Regions from separate parts of the Homo sapiens genome. Here region 2 is linked to region 1. A link is an interaction called in ENCODE POLR2A ChIA-PET data of the cell type or tissue named here. Cell type or tissue: CD4-positive, alpha-beta T cell. All regions are shown on one strand. Links, peaks and the distances in the headings refer to the core of each region. The heading gives the core; the rest is flanking DNA.

The links. Peaks named below come from ENCODE experiments on the same cell type or tissue, not always from the same donor. Only the 100,000 strongest peaks of a DNase experiment are listed, where the experiment ranks them.
Region 2: POLR2A ChIA-PET joins it to region 1 with 12 read pairs; 10 of 35 experiments call an interaction of 5 or more read pairs at or near these places.

The regions. Positions count from the first base shown.
Region 1 is chr11:117,137,107-117,148,170 of GRCh38, forward strand. It overlaps PAFAH1B2 (platelet activating factor acetylhydrolase 1b catalytic subunit 2), which reads left to right and starts at 7,181. Exons shown (of 6, transcript NM_002572.4): 1 at 7,181-7,312. It also overlaps the pseudogene LOC653303. RefSeq lists enhancers at 623-1,508, 8,261-8,440 and a silencer at 7,391-7,710. In CD4-positive, alpha-beta T cell, for the core only: no CTCF peak of the experiment used is centred there; DNase peaks (open chromatin) are centred at 7,145, 7,655, 8,155, 8,465 and 1 weaker place; H3K4me3 peaks cover 2,340 bases; H3K27ac peaks cover 1,165 bases.
Region 2 is chr11:116,830,852-116,839,691 of GRCh38, forward strand. It overlaps APOC3 (apolipoprotein C3), which reads left to right. Exons shown (of 4, transcript NM_000040.3): 3 at 1-45; 4 at 1,913-2,221. The coding sequence ends at 2,033. It overlaps APOA1 (apolipoprotein A1), which reads right to left and starts at 6,771. Exons shown (of 4, transcript NM_000039.3): 1 at 6,754-6,771; 2 at 6,494-6,556; 3 at 6,150-6,306; 4 at 4,900-5,560. The coding sequence starts at 6,536. The coding sequence ends at 4,957. It also overlaps APOA1-AS. In CD4-positive, alpha-beta T cell, for the core only: CTCF peaks have their summits at 5,351 (motif pointing left) and 5,551; a DNase peak (open chromatin) is centred at 5,270; H3K4me3 peaks cover 852 bases.

The DNA.
Region 1 (11,064 bases), core at 3,065-11,064:
TCTCTAGGCCAGTGGTTTTCAAAGCTTTCTTTAATTTGGTGGAAAGACATTTTTTTCTAATCCCAGCTGAACCCCCAAAATACGGGAGAGAAAAGCAAGACTCTGCTTTGGAGTACAGCCTTTCAACCCTTTCCATCCCTAAGGGCACCCAGTGAGGCCCTTCTGCAGAACCTGGGGTCAGTGGGACACAGTGAGGCAGCTCCTGGAGCAGACCATGTGGCCTGAGCCCCTTTGGGTGGCAGGGCGGGCAGGGCCTCTGCTGTCTGGCATGGCTGACAGAGGGGCGTGGCTCACGAGCTGCCCCTTGCTGCCCTAGGGGATGAGTCATTCCAGGTCGGCATCCTCCGGCAATGGCAGCTGACCCTATATGGCTCTGTGTGGAGTGCAGTAGACATCAGGGACAGACAAAGGTGGGTAAAGCCGCATGTGTCAGAGGGAAGGCCAGTCACAGGGGAAGGGCTGCCTAGGGAGCCCATCGCCCTCTGAACCCCAGCTGTGCTTCCCAGTTCCAGCGTCAAGCTGGTAGATGGAGCCCCGGGCTGGGAACTCACAGTCTGGGCCTCTCCTTTTTGCTGTGGGGCTTCCCTGTCTTCACCTGTAAGGCAGGAAAATGGGTGAGGGCAGATGGTATAGGAACCATAGTCAGTGGGGCATCCTCACCTCTTTTCTTCTCCACAGGCTGTTAGAGAGTGCCATGAGTGGAAAATACCTGCACGATGACTTCGCCCTGCCCTGCCCACCGGGGCTGAAAATTCCTGAGGAAGATGGTTACACCATCACCCCCAACACCCTCAAGGTACTAGGGCCAAGACTCAAGCTGCGGGTAGATGGGACTGTCCTGTCTGGGGGATGGAGTTCTTAGTGTGTTTCTCAGGGTGACCTGCGGGGTGAAGGACTGGGAAGACCTGGGTCCCAGCAGTGGTTTCATAGCATTGCTCCTACCCTGCTAGCCTAACTCTTACAGGACAGGCCTTGTCGGGGGAGGGGGCAGAGGGAACAGTTTGGGTGAAAAAGGCAGTCCCTAGAAGGAAAAAGACTTTCTGAGCTCATTGTCCTGGACTGAGAAAGGCTGTAGGCTTCGGGAAACAGTGCCTCACGTAGGTGCTTGCCTCGGCCCCAGACCTTGGTGCTGGTAGGCTGTTTCACCGTCTTCTGGACCGTTTACTACATGCTGGAAGTATATGTGAACCAGAGGAATGTGGCTTCCAATCAAGTTTGTATGAGTGGACCCTGCCACTGGCCCTATCGAAGCCAGAAAGCCAAGGAGGAAGGGACAGAGCTAGAATCAGTGCCACTTTGCAGCAGCAAGGATCCAGACGAAGTGGAAACAGAGAGCAGGGGCCCTCCCACCACCTCTGACCTCCTTGCCCCAGACCTGCTGGAGCAAGGGGACTGGAGCCTGTCCCAGAACAAGAGCGCCCTGGACTGCCCTCATCAGCACCTAGACGTACCGCACGGGAAGGAGGAGCAGATCTGCTGACCTCAGGGCCTGACAGTGTGGGACAGGCTCTTCTTTCCCAAAATTAGGGAGCTCTTGACAGAAAGCAGTTCTGATGCTTACATCTGGAATCTGAGGCATCCTCTGACTCCACTCAAAGAGGGTGAGGGCCTTCTTAAGATACAAATGGCGGAGGATTGCTGCCAGAGAAGTCTGGTCAGAGCCACAGGGTCTGCCTCCAGCCAAACGGGAGCTTTTGGTGAGAAGGTGTTGGACAGGGGATTGGCGCCCCCTTTGGGTTGGCCTCCATCCTCTTTTTTTTTCCCCTTAACACTATCCGCCTGGAAATGGGCTGCCTCTCTTTTTTTTTTTTTTTTTTTTTGAGACATAGTCTCGATCTGTCCCCCAGGCTGGAGTGCAGTGGCGTGATCTTGGGCAAGCTTTTGTGTTCTGTGTCATTTTTTTTTTTTTTTTTGAGATGGAGTCTCACTCTGTCGCCCAGGCTGGAGTGCAGTGGCGTGATCTCGGCTTACTGCAAGCTCCGCCTCCCGGGTTCGTGCCATTCTCCTGCCTCAGCCTCCAGAGTAGCTGGGACTACAGGCACCCGCCACAACGCCTGGCTAATTTTTTGTATTTTTTAGTAGAGACGGGGTTTCACCGTGTTAGCCAGGACAGTCTCAATCTCCTCTTGATCTGACCTCTTGATCTGCCCACCTTGGCCTCCCAAAGTGCTGGAATTACTTGCGTGAGCCACTGCGCCCGGGCGCCTCTTTTTTTTTGAGGTGAAGTTTCGCTCTTCTTGCTTAGGCTGGAGAGCAATGGTGGATCTCGGCTCACTGCAACTTTTGCCTTCCAGGTTCAAACGATTCTCCTGCCTCAACCTCCGAAGTAGCTGGGATTACAGGCATGTGCCACCACGCCCAGCTAATGTTGTATTTTTAGAACAGACGTAGTTTCTCCATGTTGGTCAGGCTGGTCTCAAACTCTGGACCTCAGGTGATCCGCCAGCCTTGGCCTCCCAAAGTGCTGGGATTACAGGTGTGAGCCACCGCTCCTGGCTGGGCTGCCTCTTTAATACCATCATTTGAGTTCTCTAAACGTGAATTCTTTCTAAGAAAACCCTCAGAACAACAAATATTTACTGAGCACCTACAGGTATGCCGTATACTGTGTGAGCAGCTCCAAGAGAATTCCAAGGTAAATTCGCAATGTAAACATCATTTTATATGAGGACAAAATTATCTTGGATTATATATGCCTAAAGTAATACACACTTAGTGCCACTTGACAGCACAAGTTACTTGAAAAATTACTTGACATACAATATTAAACAGATCAACAAGACAGAAGGTTAACAAGGATATCCAGGACTTGAACTCAGCTCTGCACCAAGCAGACCTAATAGACATCTACAGAACTCTCCACCCCAAATCAACAGAATATACACTCTTCTCAGCACCACATCACACTTATTCTAAAATGGACCACATAATTGGAAGTAAAGCACTCTTCAGCAAATGTAAAATAACATAAATCACAACAAACTGTCTCTCAGACCACAGTGCAATCAAATTAGAACTCAGGATTAAGAAACTCACTCAAAACCGCACAATTACATGGAAACTGAACAACCTGCTCCTGAATGACTACTGGGTAAATAATAAAATGAAGGCAGAAATAATGATGTTCTTTGAAAGCAATGAGAACAAAGACACAACGTACCAGAATCTCTGGGACATATTTAAAGCAGTGCATAGAGGGAAATTTACAGCACTAAATGCCCACAAGAGAAGGCAGGAAAGATCTAAAATCAACACCCTAACATCACAATTAAAAGAACTAGAGAAGCAAGAGCAAATACATTCAAAAGCTAGCAGAAGGCAAGAAATAACTAAGATCAGAGCAGAACTGAAGGAGATAGAGACACAAAAAACCCTTCAAAAAATCAATGAATCCAGGAGCTGGTGTTTTGAAAAGATCAACAAAATTGATAGACCGCTGGCAAGACTAATAAAGAAGAAAAGAGAGAATAATCAAATAGATGCAATAAAAGATGATAAAGGGGATATCACCACCAATCCCACAAAAATACAAACTACCGCCAGAGAATGATATAAACACCTCTACGCAAATAAACTAGAAAATCTAGAAGAAATGGATAAATTCCTGGACACATACACCTTCCCAAGACTAAACCAGGAAGAAGTTGAATCTCTGAATAGACCAATAACAGGCTCTGAAATTGAGACAATAATTAATAGCCTACCAACCAAAAAAAAATCCAGGACCAGACAGATTCACAGCCGAATTCTATTAGAGCTACAAAGAGGAGCTGGTACCATTCCTTCTGAAACTATTCCAATCAATAGAAAAAAAGAGACTCCCTAACTCATTTTATGAGGCCAGCATCATCCTGATACTAATGCCCGGCAGAGACATAACAAAAAAGAGAATTTTAGGCCAATACGCCTGATGAACATTGATGTGAAAATTCTCAATAAAATACTGGCAAACCGAATCCAGTGGCACATCAAAAAGCTTATCCACCACAATCAAGTTGGGTTCATCCCTGGGATGCAAGGCTGGTTCAACATACACAAATTGATAAACGTAATCCATCACATAAACAAAACCAATGACAAAAACCACATGATTATATCAATGCAGAAAAGGCCTTCGACAAAATTCAGCAGCCCTTCATGCTAAAAGCTCGCAATAAACTAGGTATTGATGGAACGTATCTCAAAATAGTAAGAGCTATTTATGACAAACCCACAGCCAATATCATACTGAATGGGCAAAAACGGGAAGCATTCCCTTTGAAAACCAGCACAAGACAAGGATGCCCTCTCTCACCACTCCTATTCAACATAGTGTTGGAGGTTCTGGCCAGGGCAATCAGGCAAGAGAAAGAAATAAAGGGTATTCAATTAGGAAAAGAGGAAGTCAAATTTTCCCTGTTTGCAGATGACATGATTGTATATTTAGAAAACCCCATTGTCTCAGCCCAAGATCTCCTTAAGCTGATAAGCAACTTCAGCAAAGTCTCAGGATACAAAATCAATGTGCAAAAATCACAAGCACTCCTATACACCAATAACAGACAATAACAGAGAGCCAAATCATGAGTGAACTCCCATTCACAATTGCTACAAAGAGAATAAAATACCTAGGAATCCAACTTACAAGGGATGTGAAGGACCTCGTCAAGGAGAACTACAAACCACTGCTCAGTGAAATAAAAGAGGACACAAACAAATGGAAGAACATTCCATGCTCATGGATAGGAAGAATCAGTATTGTGAAAATGGCCATACTGCCCAAGGTAATTTATAGATTCAATGCCATCCCCATCAAGCTACCAAAGACTTTCTTCACAGAATTGGAAAAAACTACTTTAAACTTCATATGGAACCAAAAAAGAGCCCGCATTGCCAAGACAATCCTAAGCAAAAAGAACAAAGCTGGAGGCACCACGCTACCTGACTTCAAACTATACTACAAGGCTACAGTAACCAAAACGGCATGGTACTAGCACCAAAACAGATATATAGACCAACAGAACAGAACAGAGGCCTCAGAAATAACACCACACATCTACAACCATCTGCTCTTTGACAAATTGACAAAAACAAGAAATGGGGAAAGGATTCCCTATTTAATAAATGGTGCCAGGAAAACTGGCTAGCCATATGTAGAAAGCTGAAACTGGATCCCTTCCTTACACCTTATACAAAAATTAATTCAAGATGGAGTAAAGACTTAAATGTTAGACCTAAAACCATAAAAACCCTAGAAGAAAACATAGGCAATACCATTCAGGACATAGGCATGGGCAAAGACTTCCTGACTAAAACACCACAAGCAATGGCAACAAAAGCCAGAATAGACAAATGGGATATAATTAAACTAAAGAGCTTCTGCATGGCAAAAGAAACTACCATCAGAGCGAACAGGCAACCTACAGAATGGGAGAAAATTTTTGCAATCTACCCATCTGACAAAGGGCTAATATCCAGAATCTACAAAGAACTTAAACAAATTTACAAGAAAAAAAACAAACAACCCCATCAAAAAGTGGGCAAAGGATATGAACAGACACTTCTCAAAAGAAGACATTTATGCAACCAACAGACACATGAAAAAATGCTCATCATCACTGGTCATCAGAGAAATGCAAATCAAAACCACAATGAGATACCATCTCATGCCAGTTAGAATGGCGATCATTAAAAAGTCAGGAAACAACAGATGCTGGAGAGGATGTGGAGAAAGAGGAACACTTTTACACTGTTGGAGGGAGTGTAAATTAATTCAACCATTGTGAAAGACAGTGTGGCGATTCCTCAAGGATCTAGAACTAGAAATACCATTTGACCCAGCCATCCCATTACTGGGTATATACCCAAAGGATTATAAATCATGCTGCTATAAAGATACATGCACACGTATGTTTATTGTGGCACTATTCACAATAGCAAAGACTTGGAACCAACCCAAATGTCCATCAATGATAGACTGGATTAAGAAAATGTGGCACATATACACCACGAAATACTATGCAGCTGTAAAAAGGATGAGTTCATATCCTTTGCAGGGACATGGACGAAACTGGAAACCATCATTCTCAGCAAACTATCACAAGGACAGAAAACCAAACACCGCATGTTCTCATAGGTGGGAATTGAACACTGAGAACACTTGGACAAAGGGCGGGGAACATCACACACGGGGGCCTGTCGGGGACTGCGGGGCTGGGGGAGGGATAGCATTAGGAGAAATACGGAATGTAAATGACGAGTTGATGGGTGCAGCAAACCAACATGGCACACGTATACCTATGTAACAAACCTGCACGTTGTGCACATGTACCCTAGAACTTGAATAAAAAAAAAAAAAAAAAAGAAAAATTACTTGACATATCTTGACATTTTAGGCTCCCAGGATTTTACAGTATTCTTAACAGGTTTTGTCAGCAAAATCAACCCCCACCCCCGCATCAGTTTAAGAGCCCTGGAAGGCTCTGCCTATTCACCAGCATAGAGCTGAGATCCTTAAAGGGCCAGTTCAGGGCACTGCTCCAGCAACCGTTGCGCTGCTATAAGCTTGAGCACATCTCTTGCCCCTCCTCTCTACTTTTATAGATCCTGCATTTATTTAGCATATAATCTTTTCAATATTGACTTTGTATATGTATGTCTTCCCCTAAACTGGATGTATCTTTTAAGGAAAAGCCTGGGGTTCGTCATCCCCCTATGTATCACCTTTACAGGCGGTCACCCAAAATCTCCACATTCATCATAGAAACAGAAATTCCACTAATAAATGTCAGGTACTGCCTCCTTAACCTTGGTCCGCTATTTCCCTCCCACTTTCAGCAGTCTGGTTTATTCCATGGGTGGAAGAGGAAGCCAAGTTGGCTGAGTGTGAAGGGAATGGCGTCAGTGTGACTTCACGCCACATCGTCCCGAATGCCAGCTCCACACTGCGGTGGCACGAACGCAGGATTGAGAGATGCAGCTGGAGTAAAGAGAGAAGCCCATGTCCCTCAGACGCCACACAAAATGGGGGTAACCGCGAGAACAAAGCAGGGTACCCAACGGGGTGTGGCGGGACACCTGGGCGCACGCCGCCAGCGCCCGGGAGAGCGAAGGCGGGGAGAGAGGAACCACGCTGAGGCGTGGCAGGATGGGGGCGGGACTTCCGGAAGCCATTTGGCTGAGTGGCAGGGGAACCGGAAGTGGAGGAGCTGCTGCTGGTGCTGGGGCCGGAGGAGGGACGCGCCGGAGCGGGACCGACGGGACCGAGCGAGCGACCGACGCGCCACCCGCCGACGCCTCAGCCGCTTGGGGCCCGCACGGACCCTCTACTTCAGTGAGTGCATCCAGGGTCGCAGGGAACCGGTGGCTTAGAGGCGGGGGTCGGAAGGGGCTGCGAGGTGTTATTGTGAGAGGCCCGCGACCTCCCCTCCCCCACCCTTGCGGCCCCTCCCCCCACGCCGCCCCATCCACTTGGGGGGGGCCTCGCGAGCGCGCGCCTTCTCTGCGGGCCCAGCGTCGGCTTCCCAGCAGCCGGCGCAGCTAGTTTTCGCTCTGAGAGCCCTTTCCCGATATTCCATACCGAAAGCTGGCGTTTCTCCTCAGCCGCCGGCCGGCGCCTCCACGGCCTTTCCCAGGAGGGTAGCGCGGCGGGCGCCCCGCCCCGCCCTGCCCTGCCCTGCCCTGCCGGGCCCACCCGCGGTAGGCCTTGCGCACCCCAGCTCGCCCCGGCTGGGCGCTGCAGCTCCTGCCCGGGTCTCCGCTGCTGCCTTTTCCCTTTATCACAGGGGTCTAACTTCTCACTCTTCTCTCCCCTCGCGTCTGGTCGGAGGCCAAAACCAGTTACTCCGTTGTGTTTTTACCGAGCACTTTTCCCTCCTCCTTTTGTTGAAAAATTTCAACTCTTTAGAAACTTCTCCGTTGCCTCTTAGGATGTGTTTATTCAAAAGTTGCATAGACCGTCACCACTCGGAAGGGATTATTTCTTGGAAGGCTTTCCAGCCCCCATCTCATCTTAGACATGAATGTGCTCGGAGCGGCTGGTGACCTGCCCAAGGTCAGCCAGCTAGATAAACCTGTCAGCGGAGAGGTTTGGGGGGATGTTTTTTTCCTGGCTCACCGTCCGTTTGCCAGATCCGTGCCTTCTGGTCTACAGGTTTGATTGACCCGTTGCGTGGTGACTCATGCTTCTGCTTTTCATAGCTCGCAGGCCAGCGTTGCTTTTCAGAATTTATACACAAACAAGAACTAACACTCGGAGCTTTCGCCTCTTTGTAGAGCTTACCCGTAGAGAAAGGAAAGACCACCCGGATCCACCCTAGGACCTCATTTTGTACAGCTTGAAATTATGGGAAGGGGTTGGGCCGGGGGTAAAGGTGTGGAGAAAGTGGAAGGAGAAAGTGCTTAATTAAGATTGTCTTTGCCTTGGATGTGCCTTGTGTCTTTGGCTTCTTCTGGGCACATTGTTCTGACATAAAGGTTGCCTCCTTGTGGGGGAGAAGGGGAGGATTAGTTTGTTGGCTTGGGCATTTGATCATAAATTATGGAGGTGCTGGACCGGAGGAACCACCCACCAGCCCACGGAGGCTACCGGGCATTCAGGATAAGGGCCGCCTTCTTCTTCAGAATAACCATACCCACTCCCTCTGAAACAAAGTGGAGAGTCTTAGGTCTGAGTGGAAACTCTAAATCTTTTAATTCTTGGTTCAACTTTCTTCATCTGTTTTCCTGGTTCAGACTAAAACATCTAACTCAGCTGGAGAAGTTATAACGCTTTGTTGTTGGACGTGGTTTCTCATTAAATACATTGCACTATGCTGGTATAAGCACTTGGAAATTCTAGTGCTGTATTGTCATAGTAAGTAGAGAATATAGAAAAGGCAGGAAAATCGTGCAAGTCGGTTACTCCTCGTCTTCCCAGAGAACTCACTTTAATGGACAACAAAGCTTCCCCTGGAGTACAGTCTGTTGTGGCAAATTAACAAAACTTGTTCTTCAGACCTTTTATTTGCATTCTGCTTGGTCTTTCTTTCTTTTTTTTTTTTTTTTTTTGTGTGTGTGACGGAGTCTCAGTCTGTCGCCCAGGCTGGAGTGCAGTGGCGCGATCTCTACTCACTACAACCTCTGCCTCCCGGTTCAAGCTTATAGGCATGTGCCACCACACCCAGCTAATTTTGTATTTTTTTTTTTTAGTAGAGACGGGGTTTCGCCACGTTGGCCAGGCAGGTCTTGAACTCCCGACCTCAAGTGATCCACCCGCCTCGGCCTCCCAAAGTGCTGGGATAACAGGCGCAGGAAACCCAAAGTCACTCAGAAGTTTGCGTCTTACCACTGGGTAGCTCTTAGTTCGTTCTTATTTTATGTGTCCATAAGAGCAGATAATTCTTCGTTTCAATTGGAAAGAATACAACAGCTGGAGCCTGAGCAACATGGCAAGACCTCGTCTCTACGAAATTTAAAAATTAGCCATGTGTGGTGGCGTGGGCCTGCAGTACCAGTTACTCTGGAAGGAAGAAATGGGAGGATCACTTGAGCCCAGGAGATCAAGGCTGCAGTGAGCTGTGTTACGCCACTTCACTCCAGCTAACGACTGACTGAGACCCTGTCGGGGTAAAAAACAAAAAACAAAACACAGCCGGCTGGGTGCTGTGACTCATTCCTGTAATTCCAGCACTTTGGGAGGCCAAGGCAGCAGGATCACTTGAGCCTAGGAGTTCAAGATCAGCCTGAACAATATGGTGAGATCCCCATCTATTGGAAAAAAAAAAAAAAAAGGTCAGGCAGCTATTCGGGAGGATCGCTTGAGTGCAGGAGGCGGAAACTGCAGTGAGCCATGATTTCTCCACTGTGCTTCAGTCTGGGCATCAGAGTGAAGCCCTATCTCAAAAAAAACAAAAAAAAAGCCGGCCGGGCGTGGTGGCTCACGCCTGTAATCCCAGCACTTTGGGAAGCCAAGGTGGGCGGATCACCTGATGTCAGGAGTTCGAGACCACCCTGACCAATATGATGAAACCCCGTCTTCACTAAAAATACAAAAATTAGCTGGGCATGGTGGCAGGCACCTGTAATCCCAGTACTCGGGATGCTGAGACGGGAGAATTGCTTGAACCCGAGAGGCGGAGGTTGCAGTGAGCCAAGGTCGCGCCGTTGTACTCCAGTCTGGGCAACGGGAGCGAAACTCTGTCTCAAAAAAAGAAAAGCCAGTTTAATTTTTATTTTTGAGACAGGGTCTTGCTCTGTCCCTGAGGCTGGAGTGCAGTGGCGCACCACCACCCCCAGCTAATTGTTGTGGTTTTTGTAGAGACACAGTTTCACCATGTTACCCAGGCTGGTCTCAAACTCCTGGGCTCAAGCAGTCCACCTGCCTTAGTGTCCCAAAGTGCTGGGATTACAGGCATGAGACACTGTACCCAGCCACAACAGTTTCTCTGATTTCCAAATTGTTTTAATCCTCTATATGCATAGTCTTCTAGGTTGTGCATTTCCAGCTTTGTTCTTAAAGAGGAGATTGTGTGAGTTTGTGGCTCAGTTTTTCTTTTCCTGGTGTTTAAAAATGTTACCAAGCCATGGGCATCAGTAAAACTGAAAGCTGCTTTGTAATAAGATTTTGATTGACAAAATAATACAAAATCAGAGTCAGAAGACACAAAGAAACACATTTCTGCTCAGATACTTTGCCATTGTAGGGGAAGAAGGATCACCTTGTATTCATAGCTATAGACAAAAAGACTGTGTAATTAGGAATATTTTGTGACCTCCCAGTTCTTCCTGCCTTGTAGCTTCAGATAAGTGACATTTTGTTCCTCGGTTTCTCTATGTGTATGCTTTTTTTATTTTCCCATGAAGAAATTTAGGGTTGAGATGGAAGTGTTTTGCTCAGGGTATCAGAATGCCATTAAATTTGGGTAGTAGAAAGTATAAGTGAAACAACTTAGTAAATTAGAATTAGAATTTATCTTTTTTCTTTTTTTTTTCTTTTTTTTTTTTTTAGATGGAGTCTTGCTCTGTCACCCAGAGTGGGGTGCAGTGGTGTGATCTCTGCTCACTGCAACCTCCACCTCCTGGGTTCAAGAGATTCTCATGCCTCAG
Region 2 (8,840 bases), core at 392-8,391, 310 kb before region 1:
TGCACTGAGCAGCGTGCAGGAGTCCCAGGTGGCCCAGCAGGCCAGGTACACCCGCTGGCCTCCCTCCCCATCCCCCCTGCCAGCTGCCTCCATTCCCACCCGCCCCTGCCCTGGTGAGATCCCAACAATGGAATGGAGGTGCTCCAGCCTCCCCTGGGCCTGTGCCTCTTCAGCCTCCTCTTTCCTCACAGGGCCTTTGTCAGGCTGCTGCGGGAGAGATGACAGAGTTGAGACTGCATTCCTCCCAGGTCCCTCCTTTCTCCCCGGAGCAGTCCTAGGGCGTGCCGTTTTAGCCCTCATTTCCATTTTCCTTTCCTTTCCCTTTCTTTCTCTTTCTATTTCTTTCTTTCTTTCTTTCTTTCTTTCTTTCTTTCTTTCTTTCTTTCTTTCTTTCTTTCTTTCTTTCCTTTCTTTCTTTCCTTTCTTTCTTTCCTTTCTTTCTTTCTTTCCTTTCTTTCTCTTTCTTTCTTTCTTTCCTTTTTCTTTCTTTCCCTCTCTTCCTTTCTCTCTTTCTTTCTTCTTCTTTTTTTTTTAATGGAGTCTCCCTCTGTCACCTAGGCTGGAGTGCAGTGGTGCCATCTCGGCTCACTGCAACCTCCGTCTCCCGGGTTCAACCCATTCTCCTGCCTCAGCCTCCCAAGTAGCTGGGATTACAGGCACGCGCCACCACACCCAGCTAATTTTTGTATTTTTAGCAGAGATGGGGTTTCACCATGTTGGCCAGGTTGGTCTTGAATTCCTGACCTCAGGGGATCCTCCTGCCTCGGCCTCCCAAAGTGCTGGGATTACAGGCATGAGCCACTGCGCCTGGCCCCATTTTCCTTTTCTGAAGGTCTGGCTAGAGCAGTGGTCCTCAGCCTTTTTGGCACCAGGGACCAGTTTTGTGGTGGACAATTTTTCCATGGGCCAGCGGGGATGGTTTTGGGATGAAGCTGTTCCACCTCAGATCATCAGGCATTAGATTCTCATAAGGAGCCCTCCACCTAGATCCCTGGCATGTGCAGTTCACAATAGGGTTCACACTCCTATGAGAATGTAAGGCCACTTGATCTGACAGGAGGCGGAGCTCAGGCGGTATTGCTCACTCACCCACCACTCACTTCGTGCTGTGCAGCCCGGCTCCTAACAGTCCATGGACCAGTACCTATCTATGACTTGGGGGTTGGGGACCCCTGGGCTAGGGGTTTGCCTTGGGAGGCCCCACCTGACCCAATTCAAGCCCGTGAGTGCTTCTGCTTTGTTCTAAGACCTGGGGCCAGTGTGAGCAGAAGTGTGTCCTTCCTCTCCCATCCTGCCCCTGCCCATCAGTACTCTCCTCTCCCCTACTCCCTTCTCCACCTCACCCTGACTGGCATTAGCTGGCATAGCAGAGGTGTTCATAAACATTCTTAGTCCCCAGAACCGGCTTTGGGGTAGGTGTTATTTTCTCACTTTGCAGATGAGAAAATTGAGGCTCAGAGCGATTAGGTGACCTGCCCCAGATCACACAACTAATCAATCCTCCAATGACTTTCCAAATGAGAGGCTGCCTCCCTCTGTCCTACCCTGCTCAGAGCCACCAGGTTGTGCAACTCCAGGCGGTGCTGTTTGCACAGAAAACAATGACAGCCTTGACCTTTCACATCTCCCCACCCTGTCACTTTGTGCCTCAGGCCCAGGGGCATAAACATCTGAGGTGACCTGGAGATGGCAGGGTTTGACTTGTGCTGGGGTTCCTGCAAGGATATCTCTTCTCCCAGGGTGGCAGCTGTGGGGGATTCCTGCCTGAGGTCTCAGGGCTGTCGTCCAGTGAAGTTGAGAGGGTGGTGTGGTCCTGACTGGTGTCGTCCAGTGGGGACATGGGTGTGGGTCCCATGGTTGCCTACAGAGGAGTTCTCATGCCCTGCTCTGTTGCTTCCCCTGACTGATTTAGGGGCTGGGTGACCGATGGCTTCAGTTCCCTGAAAGACTACTGGAGCACCGTTAAGGACAAGTTCTCTGAGTTCTGGGATTTGGACCCTGAGGTCAGACCAACTTCAGCCGTGGCTGCCTGAGACCTCAATACCCCAAGTCCACCTGCCTATCCATCCTGCGAGCTCCTTGGGTCCTGCAATCTCCAGGGCTGCCCCTGTAGGTTGCTTAAAAGGGACAGTATTCTCAGTGCTCTCCTACCCCACCTCATGCCTGGCCCCCCTCCAGGCATGCTGGCCTCCCAATAAAGCTGGACAAGAAGCTGCTATGAGTGGGCCGTCGCAAGTGTGCCATCTGTGTCTGGGCATGGGAAAGGGCCGAGGCTGTTCTGTGGGTGGGCACTGGACAGACTCCAGGTCAGGCAGGCATGGAGGCCAGCGCTCTATCCACCTTCTGGTAGCTGGGCAGTCTCTGGGCCTCAGTTTCTTCATCTCTAAGGTAGGAATCACCCTCCGTACCCTGCCTTCCTTGACAGCTTTGTGCGGAAGGTCAAACAGGACAATAAGTTTGCTGATACTTTGATAAACTGTTAGGTGCTGCACAACATGACTTGAGTGTGTGCCCCATGCCAGCCACTATGCCTGGCACTTAAGTTGTCATCAGAGTTGAGACTGTGTGTGTTTACTCAAAACTGTGGAGCTGACCTCCCCTATCCAGGCCCCCTAGCCCTCTTAGGCGCACGTGAAGGGAGGAGGCCGGATGGGCTAGAGGTTGGAGTAAGATGCAACGAGGCACTATTCTTGGCTCCACCACTTGATATCAGCCTCAGTTTCTTACATGTAAAGTGGATACAACCGTACCCCCTCCACCGTAGGTTTGCCGTGAGATTGAAATGAGAGAGCGTTCGAACCGTTTGGCACAGCACCTGCACGTAAAGATGCTTGATCAATGTTGTCATGATTACAGTTGAGCTGACTGGGCCCTTGGGACCCGGACTGGAGTGGTGGGGGGCAGTGTCCTGGGACCAAAAAGAAGCACAAGGTCTCCCAATAGAGGCTGCTTCCTTTGTGTCCCCACCACCCGAAAGATGTCAGGTCAGAGAGCCCGAGAGCTGCAGATGGCTTGAGTAGGGCTCCACTCTTCAGATCAAAAAACTGTGGCCCGGAGAGGCGAAGGCACTTGGCCAGCATCACAGAGCCAGCACGTGGCAGGGCCAGACCTTGAGCCCAGGTCAGCTGCGTGTATTCTGCTCAGTTGGTGCAGAAAACAGTTTTGTCACTCCTATGTCAGGTGTTAGGGACTCCTTTACAGATCTCAGTGGCATCAGTACATCCAGCCCCACCTGGAGACTGCTTTCTCTCTGAAAATTCCCCAGGGCTTCTCTCTGGGCTGAGAGATCTCAGCACCCGTATCTAGAAAATGTTCCCACCCAGACCTGGCTGGATGACTGCTGTTGTAGCTCTGGAAGGTTAGGAACTAAAAAGCCCACTCCTTTACCTAGGGTAGCTAAGATACACTGGAGATGGGGACATGGGGATGGGGCCGATTATCCAGGGGCCTGCATGAGGGGGCAAAAGGCCCTGCAGAGAGAGGGTAGGGAAGGCACTGCCCAGATCTGTGAAGCCATGTGCGTGCACGCGGGGACATTCAGACATGAGTGCAAGGAGGGACCGTGAGCAGGGAGGTCATGTGAGAATACACAGGCATGCCTGCACACCCATGTGAACTTGAGTGCCAGGCCACACACTCTTTTTTTTTTTTTTTTTTTTTTAGCTGGAGTCTTGCTCCGTCGCCCAGGCTGGAGTGCAGTGGCATGATTTCGGCTCACTGTGACCTCTGCCTCCCAGGTTCAAGCGATTCTCCTGCCTCAGCCTTCCTAGTAGCTGGGATTACGGGTGCAAGCCACCATGCCCAGCTGATTTTTTTTGTATTTTTAGTAGAGACAGGGTTTCACCATATTGGCCAGGCTGGTCTCAAACTCCTGGCCTGAAGTGATACGCCCACCTCAGCCTCCCAAAGTGCTGGGATTACAGGCTTGAGCCACCGCACCCGACCCGCGCACTCTTTTCAATAATCATGGATGGCCAGGGGTGCAGGGTCTAAAAAGCGCGGCCTAGCCCATCCTGCTGTTCACTGGGCAAGCGACGTCACAGGTCCAGGCTTCAGTGTCCTCATCCATGCTCTGCGTCTGATGGCAATCTAGCCAGGATGTGGGGAAGGGAGGATGCAGTGAGAGCACAGATATGAGAGCATCTTGGAAATAAAAATGTACCTGCAAGAGGTGGTGGTGAATTTTCTTACTCAGGCCAGCTTCTGCCAGGGCTGGCAGAAAGAGGGGGTGGCATGGCATGGAGCCGCAGGGGGTGGAGGACTGGCTTCCACTGCTGTGCCTGAGGAAGCCGCGGCTGTTTCTGGGCGGGATGGGAGTAGTGGGAGGGGGATACTGGCCTTGTGAGAAGAAAAGGGAAGTGTCTGTTTGAGAGGTTTTTGAATTAGTAAAGGAGGACAGGCGCAAACTCCAAGCGCTTCACTTGCACCCGGGACCAAACCCCAATCCCAGTGGCTGGCTCCCTGAGGCCGCCCCGCTCCGTCCCGCCCCGCTGACAGCGGCTGGGCTGGAGAAGGCTCTATACGGACACACCTCTGGGGACGGGGAACCCACTGCTCCCAGCTAAAGCAACCCTGTTTCCTGGCCCGCCTCAGACAGGGCTGCAGGCCTTGTTTGAGCCCCTTTCAGGGCACCTGGCCTTGGATTGTCTGTGGCTTTGCCTGGTCCGCTGTGACTTCCTTTCTACTTGAGCCTTGCTAAGGCAGACTCTACTCCCTCACTCGTAAGCAGCCAGGCGTCCAGCAGGTCCTCCAACGTCGATCTTGGCCCTAAGACGTCCAGTCTGGGCACGGAGTTGTTGAGATCCGGCAGGAAGTCCCTGCTCCAGGGCCAAAGGCCCCACCCGGGCTCCCCCGGATGTCCCCGCACCCCCCTCTATTCTCCCAAAAGAAAGAAGCTGCTTCCCACTTTGGAAACGTTTATTCTGAGCACCGGGAAGGGGGGCGGCGGCGGGCGCCTCACTGGGTGTTGAGCTTCTTAGTGTACTCCTCGAGAGCGCTCAGGAAGCTGACCTTGAAGCTCTCCAGCACGGGCAGCAGGCCTTGGCGGAGGTCCTCGAGCGCGGGCTTGGCCTTCTCGCTGAGCGTGCTCAGATGCTCGGTGGCCTTGGCGTGGTACTCGGCCAGTCTGGCGCCGCCGTTCTCCTTGAGAGCCTCAAGGCGCGCGGCCAAGCGCTGGCGCAGCTCGTCGCTGTAGGGGGCCAGATGCGTGCGCAGCGCGTCCACATGGGCGCGCGCGCGGTCGCGCATCTCCTCGCCCAGTGGGCTCAGCTTCTCTTGCAGCTCGTGCAGCTTCTGGCGCGCGCCCTCTTGGAGCTCTGCGCGCAGCGGCTCCACCTTCTGGCGGTAGAGCTCCATCTCCTCCTGCCACTTCTTCTGGAAGTCGTCCAGGTAGGGCTGCACCTTGGCCTTCACCTCCTCCAGATCCTTGCTCATCTCCTGCCTCAGGCCCTCTGTCTCCTTTTCCAGGTTATCCCAGAACTCCTGGGTCACAGGGCCGAGCTGTTCGCGCAGCTTGCTGAAGGTGGAGGTCACGCTGTCCCAGTTGTCAAGGAGCTTTAGGCTGGAGGGTGAGACAGAAGGGTTGAGGGCTGGCCTCCCAGCGCCCCAGCCTATCAGGGGTGAGCCCTGGGTGACACCTGTCCGCGGAGGTGCAGTGGCCTAGCATTTCCAGTACACTCTCAACCAACACCCCTGCCCCGCCAGGCCATGCCCCGTTGTGCAGCTGGACCGAGGCACAGAGAGGAGCTAAAAAGGAGACAGAGCTGGGACTAGTGCCCAGTTACGTTGGTCTCCAAAGTGGGCCCTTGAAGGACCTCGCTTCTATGCCTCCAGCGCATTCTCCTCTCCGAAGACAGCCCACAGTCTTGCTGGGCAGGAGCAGAGGAGGTGGTGAAGAAGGGAAAGGGGCTTGCTACACTTGCAGGCACAATGTGGCTCTGTGATCACGCATCGGGCAGCCCTGGTCTGTCCTTTGCAGGGGACATGGGCTGTGACCCTGCCTGGAGATCCCATTCCAGTTTCTCCATCCAGACCATCTGTGGGGCCCAGCTCATCAGATATTAGGTGAGGACTCGGCCAGTCTGGCTTCAACATCATCCCACAGGCCTCTGCCCCCTACCCCTGCCCTCAACCCCAGGCTGGGTCCTTACTTTAGCTGTTTTCCCAAGGCGGAGCCTTCAAACTGGGACACATAGTCTCTGCCGCTGTCTTTGAGCACATCCACGTACACAGTGGCCAGGTCCTTCACTCGATCCCAGGGGCTCTGGGGGGGTTCATCTTGCTGCCAGAAATGCCGAGCCTGGCTCCCTGAGGGTGGGAGGGGAGACCCAGATCAGGCCAGCTGTGGGCTGAGATCTGAGCCGAAAGGCCAAGCTTGGAGGTGGGGGAGAGGGGGCCAGTGAGAAACCTGCTGCCTCTGCCCAGGAGGGTGGGCCACGGGGATTTAGGGAGAAAGCCCCCCGATGGTTGGCTCCCTAGGTTAGGGGACACCTACCCGTCAGGAAGAGCACGGCCAAGGTCAGCACCGCAGCTTTCATCCTGAAGGGCCGTGGGGGACCTGGAGGAGAAGAAGGGCCTGGCTGAGTGGGGTGCCTTCAGCATGCAGAAGCCCCGTGCTCCCCCACTCATTGCAGCCAGGTGAGGAGAAGGGCACAGAGCGGGAGAAGACCTCAGGTACCCAGAGGCCCGGCCTGGGGCAAGGCCTGAACCTTGAGCTGGGGAGCCAGAGTGACCGGGGCAGGCAGCAGGACGCACCTCCTTCTCGCAGTCTCTAAGCAGCCAGCTCTTGCAGGGCCTATTTATGTCTGCAGCCAGGGTCTGGGCTGGGAGGCTGATAAGCCCAGCCCCGGCCCTGTTGCTGCTCACTGGTCCTGGCAATGTGGAACTTAAGAGTTCAAGGATCAGCTCTGTCCCTGGGGCTGGGCAAATAGAGTGGGCAAACAGCAAGCTGCGGGGGCTGCAGGGCAGGGGTCAAGGGTTCAGTGGGGGCGGGAGGGGAGTGTCTGCAGGCTTGCAGGTCTCCCGGGTGGGGTCGGGGTTCCCTGCACTCATCCCCTTCCCCTCCATGGGAGTGTGTGGGCAGTTGCCATTGTCCATTGTGTTGGCAGAGGAGGGGAGGGGAGGGACGCTGGGACTCCTCCACCAAGGAGACTGCCTCCCCCACCACCAGCATTCCAGGGAGACTACTTCACTCCCCTCCCCCTTCCCCCGCCCTGTCCTCCCACCAGTGCTCTTCTTTAGTCCCCAGCAGGTCCTCCAGGCCTCTCTCCAAGCCTCCCAAACTGGTAAACCTGGGGAGAGGGGAGAGCCCTCCGTGGCTCCCAGACTGAGGTTTCGGAGACCTCTTGCATTTCAAAACACTCCAGAGATCAATTCGGAGCTGCCAACTTTTAATTTTGTCATGTAAAGATATTGTCCGCCTCCAAAAAACCCTCACCATCTACAGTGACCATCACTTCAAAAAGGAAAGGCTTTAACAAAAAAGGGCATAATCTCAGAATTACATTACAGAATTGAAGCCCCTTAGATTGAAGACGTCTCCCTTTGCATTGTTCACACTTATATTTGATCACGCACAGGTGTGACTGGATCTCAGCCCTTGGGAAGCCCTGGTGTGGGGAGAAGACCTCTGGGCAAAGGAAGTGGCAGGAGACCTGCTTTCTCATTTCACTTGGCCTCCATCTTGCTGGAGGAAGATCGTGGGCAAGTTATATAATCTCTCTGAGCCTCGGTTTTCTATCTGCAAAATGGGGCAAGAATGGTCAGGGTTGTTGGAGGCCCCTGAGACAGCCTGTGAATGTAAAGTGCTGTGTGTCCGTTGGTGTTTGCAGCACCATCTTGTCAGGTTTCTCCTGGAAGGCCCAGACCTCCCCCAGCAGGTTACTGATAGGACCTGAGTCCTAGAGCCTGTGATGCAGGCTGAGAGGAACTGTGACATCACTCCAGCCTCTCCCCATGCCACCATCTCACAGATGAAGAGACTGAAGAGCACAGAGGGACTTTGCCCAGAGGCTGTCATCTCTCAGGGAGTTAGAAGAAAGGCTGGACCTAGAACCCAGTCTCTGGACTTGGGATGCAGGGCAGAAATGTACCCTGTACCATCACTCCAGGAAACTCCCTAACACTAGAAACCAGGCTGACATCTCTGTTTACCAGATCAGGGAGTGGTCGGCCTCATGCCTTTCACTTCAGAGAAGATTCTGGAGCCAGAAAACCTCAAATCTAAGGGTCAGGCAGGTTCAAATCCAGCTGCCTGACCCTGGATGAGTTATGATACATCACCTCCCCACACATCAGTTTCTGATTGAAGATAATGATAGAATATGCCATCGCCCTGAGTTATGGCAGGGGTTACTGTGTGGCAAGCAGAATAACGCTCCCCAAAGATGTCCACAGCCTCATCCCTGGAACCTGTGGCTTTGCTACCTTCCATGGCAAAAAAAGATTTTGCTAGTGTGATTAAGGACCTGGAGATGGGGTGGTTGGCCTGGATTCTCCAGGTGGGCCCATTGTCATCACAGGGGTCCTTAATTATACAAGAGGGAGGCAGTGGCCTCAGAGTCAGAGAAAGAGATGTGAGGATGGCAGTGGAGATCAGACTCGTGACTGCTGGAAGGGGGCCATGAGCTGAGGGACATGAGCAACCCTTCCCTAGAAGCTGGAGAAGGCAAAGGATTTTTCCCTGCAGCCTCCAGGAGCACAGCTCTGCTGCCACCATGATTTTAGCCCAGTATGACCCATTTTGGACTTCTGTCCTCCATAACTGTAAGATAATAAATTTGTATCGTTTTAAGCATGAACTTTGAACATATATGCAAAACTGTTAGAAAGGTACCTAGCAC